Regions from separate parts of the Homo sapiens genome. Here all the other regions are linked to region 1. A link is a loop called in an ENCODE intact Hi-C map of the cell type or tissue named here. Cell type or tissue: mammary epithelial cell. All regions are shown on one strand. Links, peaks and the distances in the headings refer to the core of each region. The heading gives the core; the rest is flanking DNA.

What was found. Hi-C counts contacts between places; a loop is a spot of excess contacts. Peaks named below come from ENCODE experiments on the same cell type or tissue, not always from the same donor. Only the 100,000 strongest peaks of a DNase experiment are listed, where the experiment ranks them.
Region 2: a loop joins it to region 1, with 6 times the contacts of the local background. A loop is called at or near these places in 22 of 110 quality-filtered maps.
Region 3: a loop joins it to region 1, with 4 times the contacts of the local background. A loop is called at or near these places in 9 of 110 quality-filtered maps.
Region 4: it touches region 1 in a loop (2.4-fold over the local background); 4 of 110 quality-filtered maps call a loop at or near these places.

Annotation. Positions count from the first base shown.
Region 1 is chr12:84,506,777-84,511,776 of GRCh38, reverse strand. It overlaps LOC105369875 (a long non-coding RNA gene), which reads left to right and starts at 2,871. Exons shown (of 3, transcript XR_945151.2): 1 at 2,871-3,021. In mammary epithelial cell, for the core only: a CTCF peak has its summit at 3,053; DNase peaks (open chromatin) are centred at 2,646, 2,986 and 3,296; H3K27ac peaks cover 2,074 bases.
Region 2 is chr12:82,524,879-82,530,791 of GRCh38, reverse strand. No RefSeq gene overlaps it. Among named protein-coding and RNA genes, the nearest start is that of TMTC2, 160 kb to the left of the region's middle. In mammary epithelial cell, for the core only: a CTCF peak has its summit at 3,427 (motif pointing left); no DNase peak of the experiment used is centred there; H3K27me3 peaks cover 255 bases.
Region 3 is chr12:84,853,628-84,859,540 of GRCh38, reverse strand. It overlaps SLC6A15 (solute carrier family 6 member 15), which reads left to right. Exons shown (of 12, transcript NM_182767.6): 12 at 1-50. Among named protein-coding and RNA genes, the nearest start is that of SLC6A15, 56 kb to the left of the region's middle. In mammary epithelial cell, for the core only: no CTCF peak of the experiment used is centred there; DNase peaks (open chromatin) are centred at 2,870 and 3,180; H3K27ac peaks cover 1,178 bases.
Region 4 is chr12:84,616,383-84,622,295 of GRCh38, reverse strand. No RefSeq gene overlaps it. Among named protein-coding and RNA genes, the nearest start is that of SLC6A15, 290 kb to the left of the region's middle. In mammary epithelial cell, for the core only: a CTCF peak has its summit at 3,037 (motif pointing right); no DNase peak of the experiment used is centred there; H3K27me3 peaks cover 181 bases.

The DNA.
Region 1 (5,000 bases), core at 1-5,000:
TGTTGTTGTTGTTATTTTAAAAGTTGTTGTCCTAAAAAAGGTAATATGAAAGATATGTGAGGGAAATTATTTTGTTTAAGATATTTGAGTTATTTTTATGGCTTCAGATAATAGAAATAATAAATAACTTCATATGTTGGTAGTCAATTATTCATTTTAAAGGTTTTAAATAACCACTAAAAACCCAAGATGTAATTTGTAAGTTTTATCAATAGAAAAAAATTAAGGAGAAAGGAGAGAAATTTTAAAATTCAATTAGAGGCAACAGAGGATAATAGAACCTAAATCTCTTCACAGTATGTATAAAGTTATAGACTTGCAGTGGGCACAAACTCCGAAATTGAATGTTAAACAATATCCAGCTATACTTAGTATAAAAGGTATAAATGAAATATTATTATATGACCATTAAAAAAATAAAAAGTTTTACCAGACCCTTAGTCTCCCAAAGATAGCTAGAAAATGAGAATAATCGCACATACTTGAAGTAAACAGAAAATAATAGGATTAATAAAGATCCCTATAATAATGATAAAAGGAATATTCACCAAGAAAAGTAAACATGCTTGACTTGTATGTGTCTAATACACCCTCATATATATAATATGTATATACATATGAAGGTCTATTAGGAAAGGGTATAGTAAGAAAATGGGATATGATGTTTGATACAGTAGATAATTCTCACATTTGATAATTTGTATAAAATGAAAACTTTCCTTGGACATATATAATGATAAAATCTGAATCATAATTTGAAAGTAGTTATAGATATATGACTCTAAGATAAATTAAATTAGTAATTGCAAATCTATGCAGAAAATAAAATTAAGACAAAGAACTAGACCCATATGATTTACCATATATTCATAGCATAATAATTGGAAAGCACTTCAAGAAGACTATTATATGAACATAACATTTTCTACAAAGAAATTGAAAATAATCTGAAAAGCGCAACTATACTAACAAGAAAGTTCACATAGTACGTACCTATACATATTACTTCAAGTGTACTACTTCTCCAATGGCAATTAAGAGTTCAAAACTATAATTTAAGGATATACAACTTATGGTGGCAAGAGAAACTGTAAAGTAATTGAGAATAAACATTTCAAAAGATACAAAATATTCAATGAAGAAACATTAAACTCTAATGAATAATAGTCAAAATAAGAAATAAATATAAAATGGAGATATATCTGATTTGTAAATGGTAAGACTTAATATAGCAAAGATGTTTATTTCTTCAATATAACTTACAATTAAATCAAATTCTTTAATGTTTTCAATTTTATAGATTCTTATAAATATTATAAACTTATAATACATAATTTGATAAATTAAGCCAAATATTCATATAGAGAAGCAAAAAGCCCAAAATAGAAAATTTGAAATAGGAGAAAGAAGAGGGATAGAATATTAAGACATATTATAAAATTACAGTTACCATAAAATTATTATTAAAAGTAGACAAAATAAAATAATATGTAACTTTTGTAGGACTCAATTTCAGAGTTAAAAGTAGACAAAATAAAATGATATGTAACTTGTAGGACTCAATTTCAGAGTTAGAAGAATTTATGTGTATGCATGTGTGAAAAATGTACTATTAAATAATATTGCTGGGAAAATAGCTAGCCACATAAGAGTAATAAACTTGGATTTATACTTCCCACCATAACTAAAAGTATAGTCTGATATTTTAAATATTATTAGTCTTCTAGGGCTACTCCAACAAAGTGTCACAAACTGGGTGGTAAAAAACAGAAATTTATTATTTCACAGTTCTGGAGGCTAGAAGTCCAAATTCAAGATGTCGGCAGGCTCATGCTCCTTTGAAGACTCTGGGTAGAATACTACCTTCCTGTTTGTGGCTTCTAATAACCATTAATCCTTGGCACCCCTTGGCAGAAAGGCACCTCACAGCAATCTATGCCTCTTTCATCATATGGCATTATACTTATATTGGTCTCTGTCTCTGTGACCAAATTTCCTTCCTCTTATAAGGATACCAGTAATATGGGATTAAGGCTCTACACTACTCTAGTATGACCTGATTTTAACTTAACTAATTAGACCTACAGGAGACTTATTTCTAAATTAGATCAGATTCTTAAGGAGTAGGGATTAGAACTTCAACACATATTTTTGAATACACAATTCAACCTCTAACAGTCTGTTAGAGCAGGTAGCTAGACATGAGCAGGGCAGGAAAGACAGTGCCTGGGAATGCTGGGCATTTATCAAGTCACAGTCAGACGATTATAAATTGTCCCTCTGAAATAATGAGCAGGAAAAAGGGAGGTACCCCAGGGAGGGACTCCTTTCTCTTTTTTCCTTGGTATCTCATTGAGTGAAAGACAGGTGGGCATAAAACTATCCCTCTGAGATAATAACTGGCCATGACTGGTACTGGGAATGACAGGAGTGTTGCAACAGACAGAAAACCTGGAGTTAGTAAGCCATAATTCCTGATAAGGTTTCAAGCATGCCCAGTAAAAGGGTAGAAGATGGCAGAATTTGACCAGTATATGATATGACCTTCCTCTGGGTGTACTTGACCAGTAAGGGTGAATTGCCACTAACAAGTATGTACAGGGCCTGAGTAAACACACTGCACATGTGGCCCCTGACAAGTGCTGGCAGGCCACCTTATATGCAACAGTTAAGCAACAGCCCGCCCAGGGGAAGAAAGGGAGGAGATAGAGAGCCTGGGAAACATTATGGGGTATAAAATCTCTAGAGTCTAAACAAAAAAGAGAACAGGGAAGTCAATTTTTCAAGTCATCCACTTGGCCTTCTTCCCAGAGTATCCTACTTTCTCTAATAAATTCTCACTTTGCTTAAAAGAAATTCTCTCTCCTTCTTTAAACCTTGCCTGTGTCTCTCATTTGAATTCTCTGCGTTGAGAAGTCAAACTACCAAGTTTGCTGCAGAGTTGCCACTCTGGAGTTTCTTCGGACAGCTCACCAGCTGGTAATGTACTTCGGTGCCATGACTCAGATCCATCATCTAGTGGTAAGGCCCTGCAATGCCTCACGTTCTTCCACTAGAGGCATTCAAACCCTTGTATGTGGTTTCTTCTCCTTTCTCTTTTTTCCTTTTTGTCTCCTACCTTTTGCTTTCCCTTCCTCTCCCCTTTTTCTTCTTCCTGCCTGTTTCTTTCTTTTCCTTTTTCACTTCCCTTTGCCTTTCTCCTACCTACAAACTGTTCCCCAGAAGCACTCCCCTTGGCCACAGTGATTCTGTTCCCTCTGGTTTCTCAGGTCATCCTGATGGGTGACTCACAGAGGTGGGAGGAGTTTAGGGTCCTAAACTACTATGCCCCTCCCAACAGGGAGTGTGCAAGGGTGGTGGAGCTAAGCCTGCACTGTGAAATTTCTGGGGAACTTCCCTGCTTCTCCTTCAGCTAAAGTCAGCTCTTTCCCTAAACCTGCACCTGCACCATCTATTTTCCTGCTCTTTTCTCTGTACTCTGAAATGGCCTTGCACACTGGCAGGAATATTGGCCTCAAGGGCAAATCATCCTCCTATCTGCTCTCACTGTGTGCTTGCAAGTTCTTTTCCTGCTTGAAACATACACTCTCTGTTTGTCATTTGTGTGCTGGCAGCCCTTGTTGTGTCTGCCTGGCAACCAAGAGGCGGAAACCTTTATTGGTGTCCCCGGAGATCTGCACTTGATTTTACTCCCCCAGTCCAGATGATCTCCAGCCCATCTCCTGCCTCTTGGCTCACTGTCAAAACGAGCACTGGTGGGAGCCCTGGTTTTGTCAACTCCTGGTTGCTTACTATTCACTCTTTATCCCCATCATGTTCCAGGACTTAGTTTTCTGCTGGTTCTTAAAGAGCTTTATCAACTTTCACAGAACCTCCATTTGTGGTCCACTAAGGACATTCCCTACCTCAATACTGGGGCTAGTTTTTTTTGGGGGGGAATAAGCATTTTTTTTTCTGTGCCTGATGAGAGCTCTTATTCCAAACTCTCTGGTTCTCCAGGGCTTTCTCCTTTATGTCAAGAATGCTGACAAGCACTCTCTCTAGGGACCAGAAGCTGGTGTTTCTGTGAAAGCACAAGAGCTTTCCATGAGCATCCCCAATGCTTCCTTCCCTATCTGCCTATTACAGAGGGATTGCCCTGCTTATTTTAAACACTTCTTTTGCACATTGCCTATCAAGGGTAACATTTTCTTATTTTCTTCTGACGTTCTCCAACTCATTCTCAACATCAACAAAGATTGCCAAGGCAAGGCTATTCAGAGAAAAAGGGAGCCCAGCCTCATTACGGCTCTTGGCTGGAAACAGGGTCCTCATCTGCCTGAAAGGACCTGGGGAATGGGAACACAAAAGGATGGGAAATTATTTCATTGCTAGGATTCTCCGGACAAGGGTCAATGCAAGGTCCTAGAGTCAAGCATATAGGCCTACCTGAGGCCAAAAACACAGGAAACCAAATTATCCATAGGACAGAGATGAAGGCTGGTGCGAGGCTACAGGCACAGAACAGATTACCATTAGAACAGAGGTAAAGGTAAGGTTCAGGGTACCCGGTGATACCAGTTCATTCTGGAACCCCAGGGATGATTAGAGGGCCTTTGTTCATTCCCATATGCCCTCTGTTCTCAAGTGGATAATCGTGCCTCCTTAAAACAAGATGGAACGAAAATTAAGGGTACCCGGTGAGACTGGCTCATTCTGAAATCCCAGGGGTGAAAGACAAATGCCCTATTCAAGGATAATAGGGAAATAAAAGGGGGTGCCTTTTTTCCCCTTCTCTCCTCTGTTCTTTCTTTACAAATGGGTAATTGCATCTCCATACCACAGAACATGCCTCTCAGATATATCCTCAAGAACTGGAAAAAGTTTGACCCTCAAACTCTAAAGAAAAAAAGGCTAATATTTTTCTGTAACATAGCATGGGTTCGATACAAGCTCTGGGGCCAGAAATCTTGGCTGTAAAAGGAAGCATAAATTTTAATATGATGTATCAATTGGAATTG
Region 2 (5,913 bases), core at 460-5,459, 2.0 Mb after region 1:
GTCAGCCAGAAAGATGAGACAAGGAGAAAAGACTGCACCAGGGCCTGGCAGGGGGATAGTAGTAAAGATAGTCAGGTTTGTGGGTAACTTGAAGAGGCAGAGAAGATAAGTCAGGTAAGGATATGTGTGTGGCATTACCTGGGTAGGATGAGGCTTCTACAGAAACCCGAAAGCAGGCCACTAAGTCAATACTTGGACCTAGAACGGGAATTAGAAGTTGCACAGTCTATCCAAAGTCCCTTAATTTTATTTGCAGAGTAAAGGGGAACAGATAAATAAAATATGAAATAATTCAATAGTGTGTCAAAAGACATAGTATTAACCAGTTTTGTAGCTTTGAATAACTGTTTGGGTGTACTTTTCTTCCTTACAAAGTGAAAATAGAAATATAAAATTTTATAAAATGAAAAGTTTGCACAAACTGATTCCTTATGTTCAGCTCTCATCTTCTAAGAATCTGACACGCAAAATCCTAGTTGTATTTAATTTGCCCATGTTTCTGAATGGAAGAGGGGATGAATATCACTCTAGGGGGTGATAATTGGCAACGTCCAGAGACATTTTTGTTTGCCACAACTGGGGCAATGTTACTGGAATCTAGTGGGTACAAGTCAGGGTTGCTACTGAATATAAACAGGCAAGACTCCCACAACAGATAATTATCTAGCCCAAACATCAATAGTGCTGAGGTTGTGAAACTCTGCTACAGGTAAGAATTTCTTTACATCCAATTCGTGTTTACTGATCAGTTCTGCAGATCCTTTAGTAGAAAATATTGGGGAAAGCATTTCATTAGAGAGAATAGGCATAATTCAGAGACTTCTGAAGGAGTAAATCTTAACCTTGAAAATATCCAGTAATGAGGTAAGAGTGTTATGATCATGTTTATCATACAATAGCTATGGAAAAACTGTTGTCTCCTTACTTCTCTAATGAAGGCCTATTCAGCAATGGGAGTACATTCTGGAAGGCAGGAGAGATGGATTCCAGTGTGTTTGATTTTCTTCTGTCATTAGCCAGTTGTAATTGGGGTAGTAACTTAGTCACTGAGATTTGGTAGTTAGGAATACAGGAATCTACTTTTCCTTCTATCAAAGTTGCTGTGAAAATCAAGTGAAAGGACATCTGAAAGTGGTTTGAAAAGTTAAAAGTGCTATAAAGATATAAAAATTAATTCATGCTTATGTTTCACAATATTTACAACATTTTATCTAGCTTAACCTTGCTACGTATTAAAATGAACTCAACAAAGTTTGCATTCCAGTATGAGAAAGTATAGCATTATATTTTATGTAGAAAATGAAACCAAGTAAATTTCTGCTCACTAAGAGTTGAGAGTCTTGTTTGGTACATGTATCAGTTATCTATGACCACAATAAGCCTGCATAATAAACAATTGCAAAACCCTAAGTGTCATACAACATTAAGCATTTATTGTTCACATGTCTAGAATCAGCTGGGGTTTAGCCAGGCAGCTCCATCTTGGCTTAGATCACTCATCTATCTGGAGGATGGCTGGCTGTCAACTAACCGAGGATGCCTTGGCTGAGGCAACTGGCTTTGCTTTGTATGTCTTTCATCCTTCTGTGGACTAGACATAAGCATGTTCTTATGTTGAAAGTAGAGGGCAAGCTTCTGCTTACATCTTATCTGCTAATATTCCTTTGATCAAAGCAAGTCACCTGGCTGAGACCAGAGTAAAAGGCTGGGGGAACACTGCTATATGCATAGGGAGTGGACACTGAGTTACATGGCAAAGAATGTGGATATAAGGAATGATTAAGGTTTTGGCCACTGGTGCAATATACTTTAGGAAATAGTCACTAGATTATAAGGTGTCACACCCAGACCTGATGGAGGGGATAGGTATCACCCAGATTTTCTGGACTTTTAGTTGGATCAAGTTACTAAATATAACTCTGAGTTGACTTCTTTGTAGAGATAATACATGTGTAAGAAAAAGGATGTGCACAAATGTTCAGTTGTCAGAGGGAGGACAGTGGTAAAGAAAGCAACTGAGTATCAATATTTGTGCTTTCTTTTCTCTCTCAATCCATGCGGGGTCATCTAACTAGCTTTCTGCAATGGAATATAAGCAGAAGTAAGTGTGTTATTTCCAGTTTAAGAATTAGATGTTCATTCTCTTTTGTTTCTTTCCCTTTCTGCTGGGTGGAGGCAAAGTACTTCAATGGCCTAGGAGATGGCAGAGCCACAAAACGGATAAAGACCAGGGTCCCTGAATCTCCGTATAAAGGAGAGTCATCCACCAACCATTAATAACAGCAAGGAATAGTGCATGAGTTTGAAATAAACAGTTGTGCTAATCCACTCTAATGTTTAGATGTATTTGTTAACGTAGCATTATCCTAATGCAACATAATTTTATCAATAACACTGTTATCAATTTAAAACAAAAAACCCTAAAAATTACACATGATCTTTCTTAGAAATCTAGTAAAGCTTCCCCCTCAAACCTGAGTATTCAAATTCCTAACACATTCTTACCAAGATTCTCACCACATCTCACTAATTATCCATCCATGCAAACATTTCTAGTGATGGTAAGCTCACCATCTGAACTTCTGAAATAACCATTTCTATTTTTAAAAACATTTTGTTTATTGGAAAAGCCTTCCGTTGTTTGAATCACCTATCACTACCCATTTGCACATTCTAAATTATCAAGCATACGTTTATTCCCTCTTCTAAAGGGAAGATATTTTCTTATGTCAAGATATACATAGATTCTCCCTCCAAACTATAAAAAAGAAGTCTTTTCTTCTCAGTTTAATTATGACTTAAAGAAAATAAGTTAAACTTTAAACTTCTTTTGGGAAACCAAGTAGCAGTAATTATATACTAAAGCTTCAATGTGCTCTTTTCAGTTGTGATAACCACAGGCCACTTTAACACTATGACAGGTTAATTTTCACTGTGCAGTAGATACAACTAATAAATTAAGAAAAATTAAAACACAGAATGAAAGTCACAGAATATGTGAGGTCAAAACCAAAAATTTGAGATGCTTAGGGGTTCCAAACACATACTAGTAGAAAGAGACCACAATGCCATTTTACAAATGTATACATTTTATTATGTTCAGATTTGATAACATTTTGAGGTTTCTTTCCAATGTTTTGACATGAAGAATAATTTGTATTAACTAAGTCAACTAGAAGAATTTTTATGTAATTTCTAAGAAATTCTGTTTTTTGAAGTTCTGTAACACCAACATCTTGGATCCATTATTTTTATTTATTCTTTTTTCCTCTCACTTGAATATTGGTTCAATTATGCAAAGCTTTCAAGAGGAAAGCTTCATATTGAAAACTTCTGACCTCTGTGCATTTTTACTAACCAAACATTCATAATTTTTTTTCCTCTCCCTGACTTGCTACAATGTGGTAGGTGGCGACCTCTACTGGTTGTCAGATAATGTAGCCAAAGCCGCATTGACAATTTCAGCAAATAACCTCTTCTCTAAGATGCGTAGGAGAAAATAACCAGAATGCATTGAAAATTAAATGTTTAAGAAAAATAACAAACTCTTGCTGGTTTTAACGCGGTTTGAAGGTCTACATTTAATAATTTCTTTAGTTCAAGAAATGTGTTTTGGTTTTTACCCTCATCTGTATTTATTTTTTGAGAATAAAATCATGGTTGCTATAGAGTCATCAGAACACGTATTTCAGATTTCAAAAGCAATGCCTGAAGTTGCAGTTATGCAAAGTAAATGAATTCTAGAGACCTTCGGTATATCATAGTGCCTATAGTTAACAATATGGTATTGTGTACTTAAAAATCTAAGAGGGTACATCTCATAGTAAGTATTCATTTCACAGTAAAATAAAAATAAACAATGTTTGGTAGGATTTTACTTATAATCAAAAGAAACACAAACCTGTTGTAAAAACATTCAAATACTCCAGAAGTGATATCAGTTAAAAAAAAAAGTGATTTTCTCCATCAGCACTTCCCCTAGTCTAACTTTACAGGATTCAGATTAATTTAACATGGGCAAAATTATTTTGATGTGTGTTTTACCTGTTTTAGGTCTTAGGCTAAATTCAGATGGATGGAATTTAAGCACGCATTAAGTTTCAGAGTAACAGGGTAAGGAGTAAAAAAATTAAAGACACCTCCTTCCATGCCCTTAAGGAATTGAATGCTGGAGAAGATTGCCTGATAGTTTTGCCAGAGGGAAGACTTAACTAATTCTTTCTCCTAAAAATGTCAGAGTATTAATATTAATTTTCAAAAGGATAGGAAAAAGAACAAAGTGTACTTGAATGTAAGTATCCTAAATCTAGGTTTTCCAAGTTCAGTAGAGGGAAAAAACTAAATTTTTAGCCTTTCATTTTCAGTGGAAAGCTGCTCAACCAGCAAAAATAAAACTAAGTTCTTTTTTCATAACAGACCAATCTCTTTTTAAAATATCAAAATCGCTGAATAAAAGGATTCTTAAGTGTCTGCTCAATGACCATTTATTATTAGACATTTAACTCAAGACGAAGCCAACAAAACAAGGAATCTTAGTAGTTTCATGGAGTTCATGGTTTGGTTTAACCTGTAAAAAAAAAATCTGATACTTAAGAGGTTTTTCATTCAGAATGAAAAAAAGGAAAGCTGGAATTAAGAGTGATCTCCACTTGTAAATTAGAAGTCTTGCTAACGTTTCAAAACATGTTAATATTTACGATACGAACTACTCAAAGCTTGGTAAAATCCTAGCTATGCCGGGTCCTTGAATGTAGTAAGAAAAAAATGAAATTTTATTCCAAAGAATTTATTAAATGGGTACAAAATAAAACACCATTTTCCAACAAATGCAAATATTCACTGAAAGATTTAATCATTTTGTCCTAAATTACAGGTATTTGCTGTTTAGTTAGACATTGGAAGCTTTTGAGTTAGATTTTAATGGCTGCTTAGGGTAGAGAACTAGCTCATGTTAACAAAGTGAATCAGGCTAGAGGTTTTCGGTTGTGGTTCTGCAGACCAGCGCTGGTTTGCCACAATATTTTCACTGGTCCACAGTGAAATTAGAACACTATGATAAATGAAGATAATTTTTCATGAAGCTAAGTACATTAAATTTAAAGACCTGCACTTTGAACTTCAAACTTTTGTACTGTCAATCATCTTTATGAAAAGAAAAATAGAGTAATATTAAAATTGATTTAAAAAATTAAAATTAAAACTGATCTTATTCAGCAAAAGAAAAACTTGACAATGTTTTCAGTCCCATCTCTCATACTTTTGAAATTTTACTTATTTTTAAAATCCTAAAGCCCATAGCCACTGCATTTCAGTCTTCCTCTCTTCTTTCAAAACAAAGATCTTACTCTAATATGTAAGGGATGAATCTTCTGATCTGAGCTTACTCAGGTTGTAAGTACAGTTGGCACAGTACTTAGAAAATTCCTCATTTAACCTGAGGAAAACTGCAAAAAGAACATGTGACTTACCATAATTCCAAAATAGTTATAGAACTGCATTTTGTGGAAAGGATTTTTTTTTTCCTTATAGTTTTTGAGAAACCCTGTGAAATCCACGTGTATATCAGTGGGATTTATCTTTCAGAATTGGGAAGATATGTTTTGTCAGTCATAAATGAACTGTAATCCCCATAGATTCAGGTTTAATTCAAAAACATTCTCTCTAGAGCTGCTAAATTTGGCAACTCACATTCTCCCCTCCATATGCTATCCTTAGAGAATTCTACATATATTGTCCATAATGGTTTCTACTTAGGATGTCTGGAAAAGTAGATATTATGGTCACAGAAGGGCCATTAAAGGGAATTTGAAAACAGATCCATTAAGTTGAAGTATTCAATTGTCAGAGTCTTCAACTTGGATGGACTATGCTAATTGATATTCAAGGAATAACTCCATCTGCCCGCTGCTTATA
Region 3 (5,913 bases), core at 417-5,416, 350 kb before region 1:
TGATGTATATAAATATAGTGAAAGCAAATAAAGTATATATCTAAGGTGTACAATATGCTGTTTTGATATACATAAACATAGTTGCAGTGATTAACTTGTCCATCATCTCCCATAGTTACATTTTCTGGTGGCAAGTGCACCTAAAATGTATTCTTTTAGCAATTTTTTCAATATTCAATGCAATATTATTAACTATTATTTTCATGTTTTACATGAGACCTCTAGAGTTATTCATTCTATGTAACTTTGAATCTTTTGACCTACTTCTCCCCATTTTCACCTTCTTCCCGCTCCTGGTAATCAACTGTTCTACTCTCTGTTTCCATATACTTGATTTTTTTTTTTTTTTTTTTTTTACATTTCTACATATAAGTGAGGTCATGCTATATTTCTTTCTCTGTCTGGCTTACTTCACTTAGCATAATGTCCTCCAAGTTTATCCATGCTTTCACAAATGGTATAATATTCCATTGTGTATATATGTCACAATTTCTTTATTCATTCTTCCATTGCTTGACACTTAAATTGTTTCCATATCTTGGCTATTATGAATAATGCTGCAATGCACGTGGGAGCACAGATCTTTCTATGAAGTGCTGATTTCATTTCCTTTTGATATAATCTACAGTCGGGTACCTGCCTTGCACTAGGAATTATTTCTCCATCCTTCTATTCACTGAGTAATATGAACAATGCAGGAATCTTATTTTTGAATTGAAATAGAATTTAAAACCCTTATTATGGTTTCACTTGGCAGATAAGGAAATCTGGCCAAAGAAGTTAAAGAAAAATGAACAAAGTTCTCTTCTTTTTGCTTCCTTCATGCAGTCAGTTCTTCAGCTGTACACTTATTTATTGATTTATTCACTCAGGTTCTATTAACTAAAATTCTAACTTATTCTAAGTACTTTATACAAGACACCATTATAATTAGAGTATAAATGCTATTCATTTTTTTTTCCATTTTCTCTTCTTTGCCAGTGAGACCTGCTACCTGCCTTTCCCCAGGAAATGTAAGAGTTAATCAACAAATGGTGGTTTGAAATAGCCTTCTCTATACTGTAAAATTTGAGGCTTTCAAATTTGTATTACTTTCCACTACTTCTATAAACCCTGGCCTAAAGTTGCACCTCCAAGTGATGTAGCCAAGATTTGTCTGTCTTCAAACAGAAAGGAGACTAGGGACTGTGACGGGAGGGATAATAAAGTGGAATAAAAGGATGAGGGGGTGGAGCAAGATGGTGGAATAGAAGCCTACACCTTTTATCTTCCTTGCAGGAACACCAAATTTTAACAACTGCATATACACAGAAAAGCACGATCACAAGAACAAGAAAATCAGGTGAACATTCACAATACTGGTTTTAACTTCATATTGCTGAAAGAGGCATTGAAGAGGGTAGGGGACATTCTTGAATTGCTGAAGCCACCTCTTTCCCATTTCCTAACAGAGGGCCTGCTGTGCAGCCTGTGCACTTGGGGAAGGGAAAGCACAGTGACTAAGGGACTTTTACATATAACTCAGTGCTGCCCTGCCACAGAGGAGAGAAAAGCTGTGCTAGGCTGAGTCAGCACCTGTGCACAGAGAGAGCATTTAGACCAAACATATCCGGAAAGAAATCGCCCATCCCAGCAGTCAAAACTTGGGTGTCCCAGCAAGCCTCACCAACATGGGCCAAAGTGCTCTGGGGTCCTAGGTAAACTTGAAAGGCAGTCTAGGACACAAGGACTGCAATTCCTAGGCAATTCCTACTGCTGGGCTGGGACTAGGGTGGACTAGGGTGGCACATGACCTAGGGAAACACCAGCCTGGGTGGTTAAGGGAGTAGTGCTTGTGCCACCACTCCCCCAACCCCAGGCAGTGTGACTTGCAGCAACAAAAATGACTCCTTCCTTTTGCTTGAGGAGAGATCAAACAGTAAGAAGGACTGTATCTTGCATCTTGGATACCAGCTCAGCCACAGTAGGATAGGGCACAGAGTAGAGCTGTGAGGTCCCCATTCCAGACCCTAGCTCCTGGGGGTGACATTTCTAGACACATCCTGGGCCAAAAGGGAGCCTTCTGCCCTGAAGGAAAAGACCCAGTTCTGGCAGGACTTACCACATGCTGACTAAAGAGCCCTTGTGCCTTGAATAACCAGTAGTGATACCCAGGTAGTATGCCATGGGCCTTGGGCTCTGAGATGTACTGGCTTCATATGTGACCCAGCACACTCCCAGCTCTAGTGACAATAGTAAAACACTCCTTCTGTTTAAGGAAATCAGGGAGAAAATAAAGATGACTTTGTCTTGCACCTTAGGTACCAGCTCCGCCACAATGGGCTAGGGCAACAAGCAGGGTCTTGGGGTCTCTGAGCCAAGGACTAGGCTCTTGGACAGCATTTCTGGACCAGCTTTTGGCCAGACGGGAGCCCACTTTTCTGAAGGGTGAGTAAGAGTCCTTGGTCTTTAAGTGAACATCAGTGGTGGTCTGGCAGAGCACCTTATGGGCTGGTGGTAGTGGCCACAGAGAGAGGCTCCTCTGACTGAGGAAAGAGGAGGGAAGAGTGGAGAGAATTTTGTCTTGTGGTTTGAATGCCAGCTTTGCTGCAGAAGAGTAGAACATTGGGTAAATTTTTAAGATTTTTGACTCCAATCCCTGCCTCCCAGACAGCATCTCTGGACCTGTCTGGGACCTGGGAGAACCCAACACCTGAAAAGAAGGACACAAACCTGGTTGGCTTTGCTACCTACCTATTATGGAGCTGTAGGGCCTTGAGTGAACACAGTTGGTAGCCAGGTGGTGGTTACAGAAGGCAATGGGTGAGACATAGTGTTGTGCTGGCTTCAGGTCAAACCCAGCATAGTTCCAGTGGTGGTGACCACAGGGGTACTTGCAATGCCACATTCCCAGTTCCAGGTGGCTCAGTACAAAGAGAGACTCCATTTATTTGACAGAAATTAAGGGAAGAGAACAAGTGTCTCTCCCTGGTAATCCAGAAAATGCTCCCAGATCTTATTCAAGTCACCAAGGGAGTATCTCTATGAATCTCAAAAAAACAAACAAAACAAACAAACACACAAACAAACAAAAAACAGCATTATTGGGCTTCAGGCACAAGTCCTTTTGAATATCTGGAAAGCCTTCTCAAGAAGGACAGGCACAAACAAGCCCAGACTGCAAAGAGTACAATAAATACCTGACTCATCAATGCCCAGAAGCATTGACCATCCACAAGCATCAAGATGATTCAGAAACACATGAGCTCGCTAAATGAACTAAAAGGCACCAGGGACCAGTCCTGGAGAAAAAGAGATATGTGATCATTCATACAGATAATTTTAAATTGTTGTTTTGGGGAAACTCAAAGAAATTGAAGATAACACAAAGAAAAAATTCTGAATTCTATCAGATAAATTTAACAGAGATTGAAATAATTAAAAAGAAGCAGAAATTCTGGAGTTGAAAAGTGCAATTAACATACAGAAAATGCATCAATCTCTTAATAGCAGAACTGATCAAGCAGAAGAAAGAATTAGTGAACTTGAAGACAGGCTATTTGATATACAGTCAGAGGAGACATAAGAAAATAAGAAGAATCAAGCATGTCAATAAGATATAGAAAATAGCCTAAAAGGGCAAATATAAGAGTTATTGCCCTTAAAGAGGAGATAGAGAAAGAGACAGGGATAGAAATTCATTCAAAGGGATAATAATAGAGAACTTCCTAAACCTAGAAATATCAGTTTTCAAATGCAACAAGGTTATAGGACACGAAGCAGATTTAAGCCAAAGAAAACTATTTTGATGCATGTAATAATCAAACTCCCAAAGATCAAGGATAAAGAAAGGCTCCTAAAAGCAGCAGGAGAAAGGAAATAAATAACATATAATGGAATGCCAGTATGTCTGGCAGCAGGCTTTTCAATGGAAAGATTACAGGCCAAAATAGAGTGGCATACCATATTTAAAGTGCTGGAGCCAAAAATAAAATTAGAAAAAAAAAAAAAAAAAAAAAACCTTTACCCTAGTATGGTATATCTGGCAAATATATTCTTCAAGCCTGAAGGAAAAATAAAGGCTTTCCCAAGCAAACAAAAGCTGAGAGATTTCATTCATACCCGACCTCTTCTACAAAAAATGCTAAAGGGAGTTCTTCAATTTGGAAGAAAATAGTGTTAATAAGCAAGAAGATACAAAACTCACGGGTAATAGTAAGCTCATAGAAAAGCATAGAATATTATAACATTGTAATTGGGGTGTGTAAAATACTCATCTTAAGTAGAAAGACTAAATGATGAAATATTAAAAATGAGTACAACAGCTTTTCAGACATAGTACAATAAGATATGAAGAGAAATAAAAACAGTTTTTAAAGTAGGAGATTAAGTTACAGTATAGAGTTTTTATAAGGTTTCTTCTGGGATATTTGTTCATTTATACAATTAGTGTTAAGTTGTCATCATTTTAAAATAATATATTATAAGATAATATTTGCAAGCTTCATGGTGACCTCAAATTGAAAAACATACAATGGATATACAAAAAGCAAAAAAATTAAATCATACCACCAGAGAAAACAATATTCACTAAGAGGAAGACAGGAAGAAAAGAAAAAAGAGAAGACAATGAAACAACTGGAAAAAATTTAGCAAAATGGCAAGAGGAAGTCCTTGCTTGTCAATAATAACATTGATTATAAATGAACTAAATATTCCAATCAAAAGACATAGAGTGGCTGAATGGATGAAAAAACAAGAACAAATAATCTGTCACCTACAAGAAACACACTTCACTTATAAAAATACATGTAGACTGAAAATAAAAGGTGGAAAAAGATATTCCAAATCATTGGAAACAAACAAAAAAAAGAGCAAGAGTAGCTATACTTTTGTCAGACAAAATAGATTTCAATATAAAAACTACAAGAAAATACAAAGAAGGTCATTATTTAATGATAAAGGGGTAAATTCAGTCAGAAGATATAACAATTATAAATACATATGCGACCAACATTGAAGAACCAAGATATATAAAGCAAATATTATTGGATCTAAAGAGAGATAGAAACTCTAATAAAATAATAGCCAGAGACTTCAAGACCCCATTTTTAGCATTGAACAGATCTCCCAGACAGAAAATCAACAAAAAAAATCAGAATTAATCTGCACTACAGACCAAATATAAACCTTATAGATATTTACAGAAAATTTCATGCATCAGCTTCAGAATACACATTCTTCTCCTCAGCACATGAATCATTCTAAAAGATAGATCATACATTAGGTCACAAAACAAGTCTGAAAACATTCAAGAAAATGAAATAATACCAAGCATCGTATCTGGCTACAAGGGAATAATACTAGAGATCAATAACAAAAGAAATTTTGGAAACTATACAAACACATTGAAAGTAAATTATATGGTCCTGAATGACCAGTGAGTCGATGAAGAAATTCAGAAGAAAATTTAAGATTTCTGGAAACAAATGATAATTGAAACACAACATACCAAAACTCATGGGATACAGTGAAAACAATACTAAGAGGAACATGTATAGCTATAAGTGCCTACATCAAAAAAGGAGAATAACTTCAAATAAACAATCTAGTGATGCATCTTAAGTAATTAGAAAAGGAAGAGCAAGCCAAAACTAAAATTAGTGGTAGAAAAACATAATAATAAAGATAAGAGCAGAAGTAAATGCATTTGAAATGAAGAAAATACAAAATATCAACAAAACAAAAAGTTGGCTTTTTGAAAAGATAAACAAAATTGACAAACCTTTAGCCAGACTAACAAAGAAAAAAGGGAGAAGACCCAAATAAATAAAATCAGAGATGAAAAACGTAACCATTACAATTGATACTGCAGAAATTGAAAGGATTGTTAGTGGCTACTATGAGTAATTATATGCCAATAAATTTGAAAAT
Region 4 (5,913 bases), core at 496-5,495, 110 kb before region 1:
CATTATTGCTTCTAACTCTGTTTTTTATATACAGAATTTTTGCATATTTATTTGGGTAAAATTCTTGGTTGAAGAATGAGAGCTCTCTCTCTGCTTTCATCATCATTAATTTATTAATAATTTTTATAAAGCAAAAGAATAAAATATTTGAAATAGCAAAAGACTAGCATTTGTTGGAGAGCAGAGATTTTATTGAAAAAAATGAGAGTAGTTCATTGATTTTATTCCTTTAATTTATTAATATTATTCTTAAATAACATTACATAGTAATTCAGATATTACTCACATGTCTCAGCCCTTAACTAATGAGGTACTTTGCTTGAATTGCTTCAAAACCTGTGCAGAACTGCAGTTTATTCTCTTTTGTTTAAGGAGGGCAGAAAAACAAAAGGTTTTATCCACAGGCATGGTCTGTGAACATGACTCTGTCCATACTCCCCTAGTAAGATGATTTGGTTTGCTCTTTCATACCAGAGAAGATTGACAATACTAAGCTTATTTATTTATAACATTTCCTTCTTTAATGGGGACACTTATTTTCAGATAGAAATGCCATAAACTAGTAAGTAGCAAGATAAAAATATATAATGGCTTGAAGCACTGCCTGCTATTGATCCTTCTCTCTTATGTAAGATAAAACTTATATTTTGAGGGCTGGGTGCAATGGCTTACACCTGTAATCCCAGTGCTTTGGGAGGCTGAACTGGGAGTATCGCCAGAGGTCAGGAGTTGGAGACCAGCCCAAACAACATAGCAAGACCCCACATCTCTACAACTAAATTTAAAAAAAAAAAATAGCTGGGTGTAGTGGCCTGCACCTGTGGTCATGCTACTCAGGATGCCGAGGCAGGAGGATTGCTTGACCCCAGGAATTCAAGGCTGCAATGAGTTATGATCACACTACTGTACCCCAGCCTGGGTGACAGAGTGAGACCCTGTATTTTATTTATTTATTTATTTTTTCAACTTTTAAGTATGAGGTACATGTGTAGGATGTGCAGGTTTGTTACATAGGTAAACGTGTGCCATGGTGGTTTGCTACACAGATCAATCCATCACCTAGGTATTAAGCCCAGCACCCATTAGCTATTCTTCCTGTTGTTTTCCCTCCTCCCGCCTCCCGCCTCCCACCTTCCAACAGGCCCCAGTGTGTGTTGTTCCCTACAGTGTTTCCATGTGTTCTCATTGTTCGGCTCCCAGTTATAAGCGAGAACATGTGGTGTTTGGTTTTCTGTTCTTGCATTAGTTTGCTGAGGATAATAGCTTCCAGCTCCATCCATGTCTCTGCCATCCTGTCTCTTAAAAAAAAAAAAAAAAAAGATGTTGAGAAAGCAATGCTCCAAACACTGTTTTTCTACTGACAGTTTATCAAGGTTGTAACTACTTTTCTGTACAAACAAATAATTAATCCATGGCAAATGGTAAAAATTACTCCCAACCTGTGAGGTAGGAATGGAGTAGATTCACCTAACAGAATGTTCCAATGAACTCTTGAGCTTTAGTACTATCTGGCTTGTCTGGAGGCTTTACTATGTTGTGAAACAAGTTACTTCACATCAGGTTCCATGGCTCTCTAGCTCCTTGGTACATTTTAGAGATAAAGCCATATGTAATGTTTCCTCAGTGTAGCAAGTTAGGAAAACTCAGTTTGTTTGAGTAATGTATTATGAAATATATACTAACGTGTTATATTTATTATTGATAAGTAGAAGATTGACTGAATGACATACTTATTAATATTTTATCTTAAAATATTGAAAATATCAACTGAATTTTCATTTAGACTCAAAATTGTGTGGCAATGTTATTTTCTTCTAATGCTGCAATCCCCTAAATTTTATGGCTTCATCTCATAGCTACACACAGGAAACATGTAGATTTGCCAAAACACAGACAAAATAATTCTTTTTAATTTTAACAGATATCATTGTTCATGCAATTTGGATCACAATAAGAATATAGCATTGCCAAATAAAATATCGTTACCTGACATTTGAATGTCTCTTGAATATTCAGCAATAGTTCTTCATATTAGTGGACATTTTCTGATATGGAAAACCACCAAACAATTTGGAGTTACTCCATTTTGCTGTTGTTCCCTTTTCAGTAAATACAAGAAAGGTGAAGCAAGTCAGTTTTGAGAGGCATTCACAGATTATCTAGTATTAATAGTATAAATTTGTCCATGTTTTCTATATGACTGTATCTAATTTAAAAGTCATAGATTCACATAGGAAATTAAAAGAATGCTGGTAGATAGGCTCCATTATATCTTTTCAATGTAGAAGATTTGTTTGTTGATATTGGCCATTGATAGATAAAGAATAATTACCCTCTTAATGCTCTTGATGGGTCTATCACTGGATTTAAAGTAAAGTTCAAAAGATCTTCATTAAAATGATTTCCCAAACTTAGCTTAAACTTTGATTTTGACTCAAATCCATTCTGTTGGTGCCCCACAGACCCTGATTTGTTTTTGAATAGTGGCATCTCTTAAAATCTCATCATTGTTTTAAAAACAATTCCTTTGTAGGAATGGAAGGAGGCTTTAGGTTAGGCTCCTTTTACTTGGCACAAACAAACTGCTCTAATCACAGATTAAATGTTTTAGTGTGTTGGAGGCTAGTAGATTTGGAGGAGGCACCCATTTTAGTGAAATGTTTACCCTATTTCATATATGCACACAGCAGAAAACATGAAACTCCCAGTATTTAAAAGGGTAAAAGCCACAGTCTACCTTGGCTGAACCTTTGAAATCTAAAGATGGATTAATGCAAATGAGAAGTCCTGTCTGGCATTCAAGAAGTGGAAATGGGGCCGTTCAATCTGAATGGAAGAAAAGAAGCAAAAAAAAGTTACATTTTGTTGTGTTTTATATTTAGGTTGATTTGACATCTGGCTCTAATTTGCTTTCCAAGCTGAATTTCTTTCACTCACTTCATATCGATCCAAAATCGCCATTTATTAAATCTTGCATTTTTAAAGCAATCACATAAGTTAGAAGATAAAATGCTATTGTAAATATCTGCACACTAGAGGGCACTAAAATATCCTAAGATGAAATGCACCTAATATTTAACCTTAGATGACTTTCGAGGAAATAATTATCATAATTTTAAAATCCTTTAAAAACCACAGGAATAATAATAGGATTGAACATCATTGTAAATATTAGCTTTGAAAAAATCAGTGTACCATTATTTTTTAAATGAAAATTACATTGGATTTCCCTAGTAAGGAACGCATCACTGAACATCAGTGTCTCAGGATATTTTATAGGAAACTCTCAAACACTTTCCTGTGTCTAAACTTCTCTTTCCTGAAGTTATAGTTACCAAACTGATTTTAACTGGTTTTCCATTTGATCCATAATAGTAACTTTTCTAACCTTCTTGGTATAATCACATCAATGTTTATAATGTCATTAAATGGTCATTGATCTACCATTACTAGTTCTGAGAGGCATTAGCTATCTATCGGATAGAAGGTTAAGGTTCAGAGCCACCATATTCAAGTTTTTATTTTATAGATTGGAAAGGTACTTAAAAGCATAAGGATTTTTCAAATAGCCAATAACATATTTTCAACAGTTTTTCCTCATCTTTTTTGTGTGTTTTTTCTTTATCCATTGTTCTTTTTCTTCTCAGTACTTATTCATTCTTAAACAGCTTCTCAGAAGAAACAGACTTTTTTTCCCCTTTACCTTCTAGTTTTGTGCATCAACTACCAATAAGAAAAGGCAACTAGAACATTGTGTGCTACAGAATAGGAACTATTTCAAATCTGTCTTGATTAAGGAACAATGTTCTTTGAAGTATGCATATGAAAGTGTTAAAGGAGGAGAACTTAATAATAAATGAAAAATCAGCAATCAGAAAGATGACAAAAATGATAGAAAAACAAAGACGTGAAAGCATTAATTTTATATTTATAGGTTTGAGGTAAAAATGTTTGGTTTTGAAAATTGTGAGTAGAAATAATTTCTTTTATCTGGAAAATAATGTTCAGGAAGTTTGGCTTGAAACATGCTCACAATAGTTCACACATTCAAAAATGCATCTGTATTAGTCCATTCTCACACTGCTATAAAGAACTGCCCGAGACTGGTAATTTATAAAGGAAGGAATTTTAATTGACTCATAGTTTTGCATGGCTGGGGAGGCCTCAGGAAACTTAAATCATGGTGGAAGTGGAAGCAAACACGTCCTTCATGTGGCGCAGGAGAGAGAAGTGCCAAGAGAAGAGGAAAAATCCCCTTATAAAACCATCAGATATCATGATAACTCATTCACTATCATGAAAACAGAATGAGGGTAACCACCTTCATGATTCAATTACCTCCCATTGGGTCTCTCCCATGACACGTGGGGATTATGGAAACTAGAATTCAACATGAGATTTGGGTGGGAACACACCCAAACCATATCAGCATCCATTGTTTTTAGTTACACAGAAAACAAACCTGTGAATACACCAGTTGATATAAACTATTATGTGCCATGAAAAAGCTTTTTCTATGTATTGCCATATCCATCGAATACATTCTAGTAGGTCATTAACACCACATAAAATAATCATGTTATACTAGTCTGTTCTCACACTGCTAATTAAGACATACCTGAGATTGGGTAATTAATAAACAAAGATGTTTAATGGACTCACAGTTCCACATGCCTGGGGAGACCTCAGAATCATGATGGAAGGTGAAGGAGGAGCAAAGTCACATCTTACATGGCAGCAGGCAAGAGATCGTGTGCAGGGGACCTGCCCTTTATAAAACCATCAGATCTCTTGAGACTTATTCACTATCATGAGAATAACATTGGAAATACCTGTCCCCATAATTAAATGACATGTGGGTCATTCCCACTGGGTCCCTCCCAAGACATGTGGCAATTGTGGGAGCTACAATTCAAGATGAGATTTGGGTGGGGACACAGCCAAACCATATCACATGTCTAGTTCTAAAAGGCTATGGTAGGTAGCATTATAAAGATACTAAGTATTAATAAACATTACAAAAGTAACTTATAACCCCTATTTTCTATGCTTAGTTATATTGTTAAACATCATAAGCAGCATACCATGGTGTTTTTCACACTTTGTATTCTGGAGCCAATCTGTCTGGGTTGGAATATTGGCTCTGCCTTTTACTGGTGGCATAAGCTTCAGCAAGTTGATTAGCATCCATATGGACAAATTCCTCACCTGTAAAATGGTAATAATAGTAGGAGTGGTTTTTTGAGAATGAAATAAAATTATTCTTAGAAAGAGTTTAGATCAGTACTTAAACAGTAGTACGTAAGTGTTTATTTAATATTTAAGGAGTAAATTAATCTGAATTAATGAAATTGAGTTATTTTCTATATTTAGAAAAATGGCAATTTATATGTTAAAAATATATATATATCCTTAGACTAAATCTTGTTTTCCTAATTAGATGGCAGTTAATGGAAGTAAACGTAGCAAAGTAAGATCCTAACTACCACATAGATTTTCTTATCTACTTGATTTTTAAATGCATTCCAAAAGCACTGAAAAACACCTTATTCTTTAATCACTGGTAATTTTCTGTCTTTACATTTAGTTTACACTCTGGACTTAAATATTTAATCATTTGACTACAGATCATACAAATATAAATTTCAGCCCATCTTCCAGAATCTAACAATAATTCTGAAATCTTCCATTCCTCATATAGCTCATTGTTGGCCTCTCTTGCATATGGCACTTAACACAGGTTGCCTTGAGTTAAATTTATTTGCATATATATATACATATTGAGTTAAAATTATTTGTACATATATATATACACACACACATACATACACAGAGAGAGAGAGCCTTCAGTAAGTCATAATCTTTTTGCAGGAGGAAAGTCTTACCTCAAAGATGGTAGCCCCTGCCTGATTA